Linked DNA regions of Homo sapiens: region 1 is linked to region 2. Evidence: chromatin contacts called from ENCODE Hi-C or POLR2A ChIA-PET data. All regions are on one chromosome and are shown on one strand. The core of a region is the stretch at or near the end of the contact, and the rest is flanking DNA. Distances in the headings are between cores, read along the strand shown.

Region 1 (6,072 bases), core at 2,419-4,918, 35 kb before region 2:
ATCCATCTGTGCCTCTTCTGAGTACATCTCCTGGACTCTAGCCCTGCATGTAACCATACAGAAGGCTGAATGAGGTGCCAATAGCTTCATCCTAGGAAATCCGGATTAAACGGACCATTTCTCAGAGATCATCTGAATCAAATTGGAAAATATCTGCCAACCTCACTGGGCATCACAGTCTAATAAAGTTGAAAGTCAGCCCTCCATCAGCTCATGAACTCACTCTGCTTCCAGGAGAAGTATTGACCAGTATCAGGTTCAAGTTACACCTAGCGAGCGGTTTCTAGAAATAGCCTTTGTAAGGAAAGGTACTGTGCTGCTTTCCTACTGGGGAAATATGTGCCGAGTGGGTCTTATGCAACGTGTGTAGGGATGCTCTTTAATTTAATCCCCAACCTTCAGCATGGGGACAAAACATGGGGATAGGGCATGGTAGAAGTCCTAGGAACAGGACTGCAGGGAGGAGAGGCACCGTGTCCTTTCTGTCTCCAGGCTGTGGCTCCTCACTTGGCTGGGCCTGGGGAGGAAGAGAAGCTGCCAGCAGGTGAGGAGCTCAGCCAGAGGCCTCTCGAAACCACGCGGTGTCCCCGTCTGGGGCGGTTTGACTGCAGGAGAGGAATGGAGGGAATGAACACAGCAATTTCATTAGCGTCTCTAAGAATAAAATTAGCGTAAGTTGTCATTTGAGTTAGTTAAATATTAGTGAGACAGGTATAAAAATGGACTGCTTTTACTTTTCAAACATATTCTATGATATTTATCATATTATATGATTATCTGGTTTAATTTTTAAAAATGACATTTATACCAAAATAACAATTGGCATGTAGCTTTTTAGAAACCACTTTGGTGGTTTCCAAAGTGTCCAACAATAGGAAGCACAAAAGTGGTTGTCAGGGTGCGTGCTCTGGAGCCAGTGAGCCTGCCTTCCAATCGCCACGTGACAGGGGGAGCAACTGGGCAGGCCAGCAGCCCTAAACCTCGGTTTTTTGCTTGTTAAATGGAGACACTAAATCATACCTATCCTCGTAGAGTCAGTGTGCGGGTTAGTCGAGGTCGTGCATAGAAGGCACTTGAATCCAAGTAAAAGCTCCATAGGTTGCTATTATTGTTGGAGTAGCTTATGATACATATAATGGAATACTACACAGACATTCAAAATTATGCTGTGGATAGATGCATATTTGCCAAACAGATGGCATTAAATGGTATGGACAGTATGATTTCATTTTTGTAGGCTCTAAATACATACAAATGTGATTAGAAAAAGTCTAGAAGTACGTTATACCAAAGTACTAATAGGAGTTACCTCTGGATAATGGATTTTCAAGAGATTTTAAAATATAATTTCTTTTATGCATTTTATTACACCTGTATACAAAATAATAATTTTTTGACCAGGTGTGGTGACTCACGCCTGTAATCCCAGCACTTTGGGAGGCTGAGGAGGGTGGATCACTTGAGGTCAGGAGTTCAAGACCTGCCTGGTCAACATAGTGAAATCTAGTCTCTACTAAAAAAATAAAAATTAGAAAAAATACAAAAATAAGCCAGGCGTGGTGGTGCACAGCTGTAATCCCAGCTACTCGGGAAGCTGAGGCAGGAGAATCGCTTGATCCTGGGAGGTGGAGTTTGCAGTGAGCCGAGATTGTGCCGCTACACTCCAGCCTGGAGGACAGAGCAAGACTTCATCTCAAAAATAATAATAATAATAATAATAATAATAATAATAAAATAACTTTACCGCTGAATGCCTTAAGAAAAAGCTTAAATCTTCGGGAAGCTTTGGTTGCATGGATCTACCAGTAACCATGAGGAGTCTTTGTTGCCTCTGCTAACACTTTACCTTATTTGAAGCAAAATTATTTAAATGCAAAAAGAGGTTTCAGGAGTAAATAAGCCACAAAACTAAAAAGACAAAATGTTGGCCGTTGTTATAGTCAACAATTCTTGTTTAATGGAAATTTATTTACACAATCCCAAGATTTTTTAAATTTTGTTTTTAGAGACAGGGTCTCACTCTGTTGCCCAGGTTGAAGTGCAGTGGTACCATCATCGCTCATTGCAGCCTTGAACTCCTGGGCTCAAGCCATCCGCCTCAGCTTCCTGAGTAGCTGGGACTACAGATGTGTACCACCACGCCCAGCTAATTTTTTTTTTTTTCACTTTTTTGTAGAGACATTCTCCCCATGTTGCCCAGGCTGGTCTCAAACTCCTGGCCTCAAGCGATCCTTCCACCTCAGCCTCCCAAAGTACTGGGATTACAGGTGTGAACCACTGTGCCCAGCTTATACAATCCCAAACTGTAAAAGAACAGTAGTTACCCCTTATCCACAGGAAATGTGTTCCAAGACCCCCAGTGGATGCCTGAAACCATGAGTAGCACTGAACCCTGTATAGACTATGTTTTTCTTGTGTGATAACTGGGATGGCTACTAAGTCACTGAAGGGCAGGTAGTATGTACAGTACAGGTACCTAGAGAAAGGGATGTCTGATTCACATCTGGGCTGGACAAAGCAGGGTGGAGCAGGATTTCATCACGCGACTCAGGGACGGCATGCAACTTAAAACTTATGAATTGTTTCTGGAATTTTTCATTTAATATTTTTTGGACCAGGGTCACCCATGGGTAACTGAAACCACAGACAGCAAAACTGCGGTTAAGGGAGGACTACTGTAATAATTTACCATAAATTCTAGACAAGTCAGGCGCAGTGGCTCATGCCTGTAACCCCAGCACTTTACGAAGCTGAGGCAGGAGAATCGCTCGAGCCCAAGAATTCAAGACCAGCCTGGGCAACATAGTGAGACCTTGTCTCTACTAAAAATAAAACCATTAGGCAGGTGTGGTGGCCCACACCAGTAGTTCCATCTACTCGGGAAGCTGAGGCAAGAGGATCCCTCGAGCCTAGGAGTTTGGTCCCAGTGAGCTATGATCGTGCCACTGCGCTCCGGCCTGGGTGACAGAGCAAGACCCTGTTTCAAAAATCAATACATAAATACTTTCTAAGACATATCCTTCAATTTCATAGAATTTAATTATCTACTCCCTAATATTTCTCTTGGTTGCATTACTAGCCGGCCTACCCTCCTCTCCCTTTGTGTGTATTCTGGCTTAATACCGACATGCAAAGACCAGCACTTGGCCGAACTCACTCAGAGATTCTGAGAGCCCCTAGTGAGAACCAGTCAGTTTGATAAGCAAAGGCTTTGCTTGGTATCCTGGCTCCCTAGAAAAAGCTATAGTCTGGTTACCTTAGTGACAGGGTTGTACTGAAAAGAAACAGAGAACGGTCAGGCAGCTGCACAGCCAGCCTCCTGCACACAAACGTGCTTAGAACAGGAACCCTGTTGGGGATACAGCCCTGCTCTCCTGCTCTTTCTGCCATCACCCCAAGAACAGCAGTGGGCGGTGGTCGCTCCCCATCACTCCACTCCTCCGTGATCCCCGCATCCATGGTTGCTCTGTCTGCTTCGTGGCTTCTGCTGCCTCGTGGCTCTAGTCTCCCTGGGTGTCCTTCAGCCTCCACCCTGCTTCTGACTGCAGACTCTTGCATCTTATATTCAAATATCCTCTGGCTGAGCAAGCCAATCACCACACAGAATAGATGGCTCTTTTGAGCAGAGCTCTGAGTCGGCCACAGGCCAGCTTAGAAACTGGCTGCACTAGGGTCAGGTGCCCCTCTCTGACCCAATCAGCTGTGGACCAGGATCTCAGAGTCACATTGCACAGAACATGACAATCTGTGCAGCAGGAAAACCCCAGAGGGACCCTTAGGGCACAAAAAGCTTTCTAAAATTTCCCCAGAAAAAAAGCTGTATAACTAACCAGCAAGCACGGTGCTTGATCTCAGTTCCACTGGAAATAAAACTATCAATACAGACACAGTGTGCTCATTTAGTGGTCTATCTGTATCTTACATAGCTGGCAAGTTACTAATGAACTCCTGTATCTCAGCAAACACTAAGATAAAGCTACACTCCCAAATAAGGATTGGATATTTCATTTAAGAATGTATTTATTGCTGAGCTCAGTTCTCTGAGATAATCCATTCTTCCACCAGGGCATGAAGCTTATTTTCAAAAGTGTCCTGTTTGAATATTTTTACTGTTTAATATATGGCATATTGAATGGCAAATTTTCTTGAGCTATAGACAGTTGGCTAATTTTATGCTTGCATTAATCTTAACATTTGTAATCCTCATGGAAATTAACAGCTAAAATTTCTTATACATCAATTAAAGATGGCTTTTTTTCTTGTAGTTTATCTAGGCACATCACTTTTTCTTTTTTTTTAAAATATTCAACTCATTTTGTGAGTTCCCTGTTTGACCCTGACCCTGGTCGTGCTGACATCTGCTAACAATAGAGACTTTAAACCAAGCCTGGCTCTGCACAGTGCACCAGGAGACTTTTGTACGAGACGCTGAAGGCAGACTGCTTTCTTCCTCCAGCCAAGAGCTGCCTCTAATGCTTTTCATTGGTTCCTCTCCAGCTGGCTGTTCTCTCTTCTCTTAACAACTCAAGTTCTTTTTTCTTCTGGGTTACCTCTTTAAGGTCAAGTAGTAAAGACGCTGCCCATCTTCAGAGGTGCTGGGATTGGAACCCTTTTAATTCAGGGAAGCATTTGATATTCCTTTCATGTTTGTGTTGTGTTTGGTTTGCTTTAATTTCAAATGATTTATGTAGCTAATCTTTCCTCCATCAAAATCAAAGGAAAGTTGGTCTTTGCTGGGAAATAAAAACTTGAACAAAAGCCACATTAAAGAACAAGTAACAAGAAAGGAACTACTGTTATGAAAGAATTCAGGGGAAGGTAAATATCATAGAATAATTTGAAGACAAGTTGAAAGGAAACGTCATATTCAGTGTCATATCACATACTGTATGTCACACAGAGGACAGAATCAAACACTAAATCCAGTCCCAGAAGAGACGGAGACCAGGCAAGGGAGGGGGAAAGACCGCAGGCAGAACACCCCTCCCTGTGGGTGAGTGCCCTCTGTCTCCGAGTGGCCCTGAGGCATGGCAAAGTGGAGTGTCTTGTCCAAGGCTATGTAGATTCTAAATGGCAGAGCAGGAATTCGAACTCAGGGGCTCTGTTTCTAAACTGAAGTCACTTCCTTGGTGAGATGCCATTTCTGGAATAAAACTGGCATATCCGTCAGCTTTTCTTTTCTCCTAATGATTTAAGGCACAAACCTCTCTTGCTTAAAGTCTGAGAGTCTGAGCCAATTGTATATCTTGTCCTTGTGGTGAATACCATCCCCCTCCAAATTAGGCAAACAGCAAGATTGGCAATTAGTCATCAAATGTGCAAAAACCTTTTATAAAAAGATAGGGTTCTGGCTGGGTGCGGTGGCTCACGCCTTGGCCAACACTTTGGGAGGCCAAGCTGGGCGGATGGCTTGAGCCCAGGAGTTCAAGACCAGTCTGGGCAACACAGCGAAACCACGTTTCTACAAAATATTTTAAAATTAGCAGGGCATGATGGTGTGTGCCTGTAGTCTCAGCTGATGGGGGGCAGGTGCTGAGGCAGGAGGATTGCTTGAGTCTGGGAGGTCGAGGCTGCAGTGAGCCATGATTACACCACTGCACTCCAGCCTGGGTGACAGGGCAAGACCCTGCCTTAGAATAAAAAAAAGATAGGGTTCTGAAGAGATGTTGTTCCTCTTCTGAAATGTTTTATACGTTCAGACACGTTTACCCCACCTTGCCATTTTTCCAGGGACAGTTACCTACTTATCAATCCAGAGAGTATCAGGATCAGATGGACCAGTACAAGCGTCACAACATCATTAAAGAACAAGGTCAGAAACCCAACTTCTGAGACGGATATGACCATATTTGCGAAGAAATGAAAGTTCATGTTTAAGACTAGTTTAGCCTCTTCGGGTGCTATAACAAAGCACCGTAGACTGGGTAGGTTATAAACCACAGAGATTTATTTCTCACAGTTCTGGAGGCTAGAAGTCCAGGGTGCCAGCATGGTCGGTTCTGATGAGGGCCCTCTCCTGGGTTGCAGATGGCTGATTTCTCCTTGTATCCTCACATCGTGGAAAGCAGGTGA
Region 2 (6,092 bases), core at 2,319-4,818:
CTGCTTAGCTCACAGGAACAAGCGAGATAATTCATGTGAGAATGTTCCGTAAACTCTAACGGTGTCTCACTTTTTAGGTTCTGTACAATAATTAAGATGTGTATGTTCTGCATCACACACTCTCATCTGACTCTATATGACGGACATGTGGGGATTGGTATTCCAATTAGAATCGTAAACATCTTTTCAAAACACTTCCTTAGTGACACTATATATATGTGTGTGTGTAATATACATAGACACACACAATACAACACATATCACCCCTCCCTCTCGAAAAAGCAACAACCACCAATCCTGCCATAGGGGGAGCTACACATTTCTTACTAGAGTGGGTGCATACGATTGTTAAGCATATGATTGGCATTGTGTGTCATGTAAGGAACACATAGAAACCTTTATGCGGTTCATTGTTTTTCCAGCCTTTTAACAGTGGTGATTCAGGTTTCATTCCATTTATAAGCCAGGTGAGTCTGCAGTCTTTTTTCTGCCGTTTACAAACCAAGTCTGCTTTACTGGTGTCTGTTCTATTGTTAGTCCCCAACGAGGCACTCTCCTGGTATTCCTGTGCTTGCCCTGTGACTGTCTTGAGCCTGCAGAATGCAGCAGAGATGGTGATGTGCCAGTTCCAGGCTTTAAGCCCTAAGAAGTTGGCAGCTTCTGCTTTTGTGTTCTTGGGAGCCTCAAGTGATGTGCAGTAGATGTTAGGAGGAGACACAGAGAAAGGGAGAATGCCCCGCCTTCCCAGCTGTGTAGCACCACCAGCCCACCAGATAAAGGCCCCCCAAAGAGTAAACTAAAAGTGAGCCCAGCGTTGACTGTAGAACCATGAGCACATGAAATGGGTGGTGTCAGTCACTCAGCTGTGGGTAAATGAAACAGTAATTTTCTGCTTTAGGGGTATATGTATGTTTGTTATTTTGCTTGTGTTATTTTGAGGCTTTAGTTGAAATAGTTACTGTATGTCATCTTTCAGGTTAATTTATTAGATATAATTCCGAAAATACTTTTTTTATCCTAAGCGGATTATTTCTGCCTAAGAGCAGTTACTAATAGTATTACTAATATTAATAATAATGAGATTTGCTGAGCACTTGCTACATGCCAGATGTTTGGTATACATTTTCATTTAATCCTCACAAAGCACGTTATAGGATAGGTACCATTATGATGTCCATTTACAGATAAGGAAAAGGACTCAGGAAAACTGCCCAAAGTCACATAGCTAATAACCACCATCTCATACTGTTTAGTAAAAAGTAGTAAATGGGCTGGGCATGGTGACACACACCTGTAATCCCAGTGCTTTGAGAGACCAAGGTGAGAGGATCATTTGAGACCAGCAGTTTGAATACAGTGAGCTATGATCCTGCCATTGTACTCCAGCCTGGGCAACAGATAGAGACCCTGTCTCAAAAAAAAAAAAAAAAGTAAATGCATTATCTTTTAAAAAAAATCTTTTTTTCCTAAATCAAGTTTATTGAGGTGTAATTTACATATAATAAAGTATCCATTTTAAGTGTAGAGTTGGATGAGTTTTGACAGATTTATGCACCTATGTAACCTCTGCCTTTATCAAAATATGAAACATTCCGTCATCCCCACAAGTTCTCTCATGTCCCTCACGCCCTACCCCAGCTCCCCGGGAAGCACTGATCTGCTCTCCATCACTCTGGGTTAGTTTTTCTTACCCTAAAATTTCACATACATCGAATCATACAATATATACTCATTTTTGTATGTCAGTTAGCATAATGTTTTTGAGATTCATCCATGGTGTTGCATGTATAATTTCTTTTTATTGCAAAGTGGTATTCTGTTGAATGGATATACCTTAATTTGTTTATCTGATCACCCATTGGTGGATATTTGGGTTATCCCAGTATTTAACTATTAAGAATAAAGCTATTATGAGCATTTTGAGTAAATGTCTTCGTGGACACACAGTCATTTCTCTTTGGTAAATACCTAGGTGTGATATTGCTGAGTCACATATATGTTAAGTGTATACTTTAGGAGAAACTACCAAACTGTTTTTCCAAAACATTTTGACCATTTTATGCCTCCACTAGCAGCACATGAGAGCTTTGGTTGCTGCCTGCCCATCCTCCCTGATACTTGGTATTGGCGGCCTTTCTAACTTTCTAGCTATTCTCAGATGGTAGGTTGTGGTTTTATTTGAAATTTCCCACTAAGAATGGTGGACATCTTTTCATATACCTACTGGAAATTTGGATATCTTGGTTTGTGAAGTGTCTGTTCAAGTCTTTTGCCTAGATTATCAGATTCTTCTTACTGAATTATATATTCTGAATAAAAGTCCTTTTTCAGATGTGTATTTAATGAATATTTTCTCCTAGTGTGACTTTTTTGTTGTTCCTGTGTTTCAGAGAACAGAAGAAGTTTGTAAGTTTGATGAAACTCGGTTCACTTTTTCGTTTTTTTTTTTGTTTTGTTTATTTTGTATCGTGTCAGGAATCTGTCTACCTGAAGATCATAAAGTTGTTTTTTTTTTTGTTTTCACTTTTAAGCTCTGTTGGACTTGAGAAAGTTTTGTTTTTTGGGTTTTTTTTTTCATATTCTAGAAGTTTTGTAGTTTTAGCTTTTATGTTTAGGTCTCTGATCCATTTCTAGTTAGTTTTTATGTATGAGGTAAGGGTGAAGATTTTTTAAAAAACTTGAGGTCCCACACCTGTAAAAAGAAAGGAAAAATAACATTTAAAACTTTGAGAAAATTTCTTTTTTTTTTTTGAGGTAGCATTCAACAGGTTTTGGCAAGTCTGCAGTCATCTACATCCAGAATCAGGCTGTAGAACAATCCATCAACCCAAAAAGCGCCCTGTGCCTGTTTCTAGTTAGCCCCCTACCCCTTTGTGGTTTTTATCCTATAGTTTTGTCTTTATCAGGATGCCCAATAAATGGAACCATATATTATGCAGCTTTTTGCGTCTGGCTACTTAGCACAACACATTTGAGATTTATTCATGTGTACATATACCAGTATTTAATTCCTTTGTATTGCTTAATAGGACAGTTGACCCTTAATCAACACAGTTGGAACTGTGTGGGCCCACTTATAGGCAGGAATTTTTTTTTCCTCAACCAAATGCAAATGGAAAATACAGTATTCCTTGGATGCAAAGCCCACATGTATGGAGGGCCGACTTTTCATATATGCAGATTCTGCAGGGTGAAAAGCAGGGCTTCATCACACTCGGATTTTGCTATCCTCAAGCATCCTGGAACCAGTCCCCCTTGTATACCAAGGGATGCCTGTATCCCTTTGGGTGGATTTTTTCCCCCCACTTAAATTGCATGTTTTATTTCCCCCAATCCCAGCAATAGCACAGAAGCCCCATCATATCCAACCCAAACTGGTTTCGAGTAGGTTAAGGTTATAGGGACACTTGTCAGAACGTTGATACAAAGGGCTCCCAAACGCTGGGCACAAATGTGTCAGCAAACAGATGGAAGTAAACAGTGCACTGGCCCAAATGCTTCATGAGTCAGTTTGATTTTGCAATGCAGTTTGCATCCTTGAAACTGCCAGTCTGGAGGGAGACAGGGTAGCTTGAGGGAGTGAAGTTGAAATTGCCTCCTATTAGCTCACCCTTTCAACATTAAACAGACCAAGAGAGAAATGGTTCCAACATTTCACCACATCTATTTCTTATGCAGTCTAAGCTGGGAATGCCATGTAAATGGATCACTGCGAAATGCAGCAATTTAATTTTTCTCCAATCAAAATAAGAAAAAAACCAGTATGATCTCACTTCTATTAACTTTTGAAGGTTTACAGCAGTTAAAATATTTTTACTTCTGTATATGAAGGCTTAAAAAAATTTTTTTTTTTTTCATAAAATACAAGAGCAACGAATTTCACCATCGAGTAAAAGTAAAAACTGGGATTCTTGTTTAAATTAGTCCAAAGTGGCATTTAGGAACTTAGTTGTAGGCTGCTGCGCTGACACCATGACAAAACAAAGTGTGGGGTTGGGTCTGGTTTTGTTTCAGTTATCTTTTCAATAACCAGTACTCATGGATAAAGTTCTGGAAGTGTTTCAGTTGTAAGGCAGGGATCTGTTAGAATTCCACCATGGGTATGCTTCTTGGGTTGGATGCTGGAGGGTGAGGCACGTTTTGCCAGACTCATGTCTAGTCATCAAGGTCAAAAAATTCATTGTCTCCTCCTTGGTATTCCATTCCCTGGAAATCTACTCGGTACTGCAGGATACCTCCAATTCCACCAAATCCTTTCACAAACCGAGACCCGTCTTGCATTTTATCTGTGATCATTTCCAACATAGCTCCAAATTTTTTATAGTTGTTAGCAAACCATTCCAACAGGGGCATGCTCTCGATAAGCTCATGTTCCTGTCCGGTCTCTTTGTCTGTGAAATGAGATTTATCCTTTTCTTGCTTTGGAGTTAGAGAATTTTCTCCTTTTCTGTGCCTTGGCAATAAAGAACATATCTCATTATATCCAGATTTTCATAGACCATTAGAATTTCTACAGCTCCCTTTTCCAAAGTCTTTAGTGTATCTTCAACGCCAAAACAGTACTTTCGCGTGTCCTGGGTGATTTCATCAAAGTATCGTTCTATTGATTTCTTTTCTTGAATGAATTTCACTTCGGAGAGGACTTCAGTAGATAACTCAGTAGCTTGATTGAATCCATTTTCACCACCATAGGATATATCAACTAATTTTAAAACTTTCGATTGTAACCTCTGATCAAACATATCAGATTGACTTAGTTCAAAGTCAGCAGATCCAGCTAAAACTAGACCAGCCACATTCACTTTGTCCCCAGAAATAGCTGCACAGCAGTCTCTGCTACTTTCTGAACATAGTTATGTCGCTTTTCCATTTTTAAACGGGCAAAACGCCTCTACTGTGTTTCTTTGGGAGATCCACAGTGAATTTGTGCAGGACTTCTCTTGTGTTTCCTTGGAGTGTGCCAAAAAGTGCACCACTACCATCTATTACAATGAATCCAAACTTGCTGTCATCTGAAAGTAGTGCTGTAAGAGCCCCTTTATGGAATTTGTTGTCACACAATACAATGACGTATTAATTGGTTTGAAAGATTCAAAGTCAACGTTGACTTTCTTTTCCTTTCCTTCTTCTGTTACAGTTGTTCCACAGTAAACAACCAGACCATCTGGAGGTACTTTGTTATAAAGTTTGAGCCTTTGTTGTATAGATGTAATGGCTCCCAGGACTGGATGGCGGTTTACTCCTGCCTTAATGTTAGATGCAGTTCCAAACTCATCTGATAACATTTTTGCCACTGGTGAAATCTGGTCTTTGGGAGGAATGATCAGTGATATCATGCTAGTGCCATTGCTGCAGGCTGCCTCCAAGCTCCTTTTTTTTTTTTTTTTTTTGAGACAGCTCTGTCGCCCAGGCTGGAGTACAGTGGCGTGATCTTGCCTCACTGCCACATAAGCCTCCCGGGTTCACAAGATTCTTCTGCCTCAGCCTCCCAAGTAGCTGGGACTACAGGCATGTGCCACCACACCCAGCTAATTTTTGTATTTTTAGTAGAGACAGGGTTTCACCATATTGGCCAGGCAGGTCTTGAACTCCTGACCTCAGGTGATCTGCCCGCCTCGGCCTCAAAGTGCTGGGATTACAGGCGTGAGCCACGGCGCCCAGCCCGCCTCCAAGCTCTTAATGAGCTTCTTGATCTTCCAGAACTCCACGTTCCTGTCCACAGCACTGGGGTCGTCCACCATCTTCTTGCCTCCTCTTCCCTAAGGGCCCAGTTCTGGGCAGCAGCGGCTGGTAGGACACCGGCTCTTTCTGACCAGGCAACTGCATGTGTTGCAGTGCGCTCACATGGGGCCCGTGATGTCACTTCCTCCGCCAGGGGCGGAGCACAAGGCTGCGGGATGGGTTTAACATAATTTAGGACATTTGGTTTGTTTCCACTTTGGGGCAATTATGAGTAAAACCAGTATAAACATGCAAATACAGGTTTTTGTGTTGACCATAAATTTTCGTTTGTCTTCCATAAATACTTAGGAATGAGATTGCTGGGTCATATGGTAAGTGTAGGTTAAGCTTTTCAGAAGCTGCTGAACTTG

The links. Hi-C counts contacts between places; a loop is a spot of excess contacts on that map. ChIA-PET counts read pairs that join two places held with the same protein, here RNA polymerase II (POLR2A). Pooled maps may share reads with other maps.
Region 1: a map of aorta shows a loop between it and region 2 (7-fold over the local background). The contact joins two enhancer-like sites. A Hi-C loop is called at or near these places in 2 of 168 maps with a recorded cell type or tissue (aorta and mammary epithelial cell) and 1 of 50 pooled maps. POLR2A ChIA-PET finds 5 or more read pairs at or near these places in 12 of 52 experiments (A549, AG04450, BJ and 9 more).

The regions. Positions count from the first base shown.
Region 1 is chr7:151,536,772-151,542,843 of GRCh38, reverse strand. No RefSeq gene overlaps it. Among named protein-coding and RNA genes, the nearest start is that of RHEB, 20 kb to the right of the region's middle. RefSeq lists a silencer at 3,535-3,735 and an enhancer at 3,769-3,908. Within about 2 kb of position 3,668, at least 7 of the 41 ENCODE cell types and tissues checked have a DNase peak (open chromatin) inside an H3K27ac peak, as active enhancers do.
Region 2 is chr7:151,501,527-151,507,618 of GRCh38, reverse strand. The region is part of intron 1 of RHEB (Ras homolog, mTORC1 binding); the gene reads left to right. It also overlaps the pseudogene ETF1P2. Among named protein-coding and RNA genes, the nearest start is that of RHEB, 15 kb to the left of the region's middle. Within about 2 kb of position 3,568, at least 8 of the 41 ENCODE cell types and tissues checked have a DNase peak (open chromatin) inside an H3K27ac peak, as active enhancers do.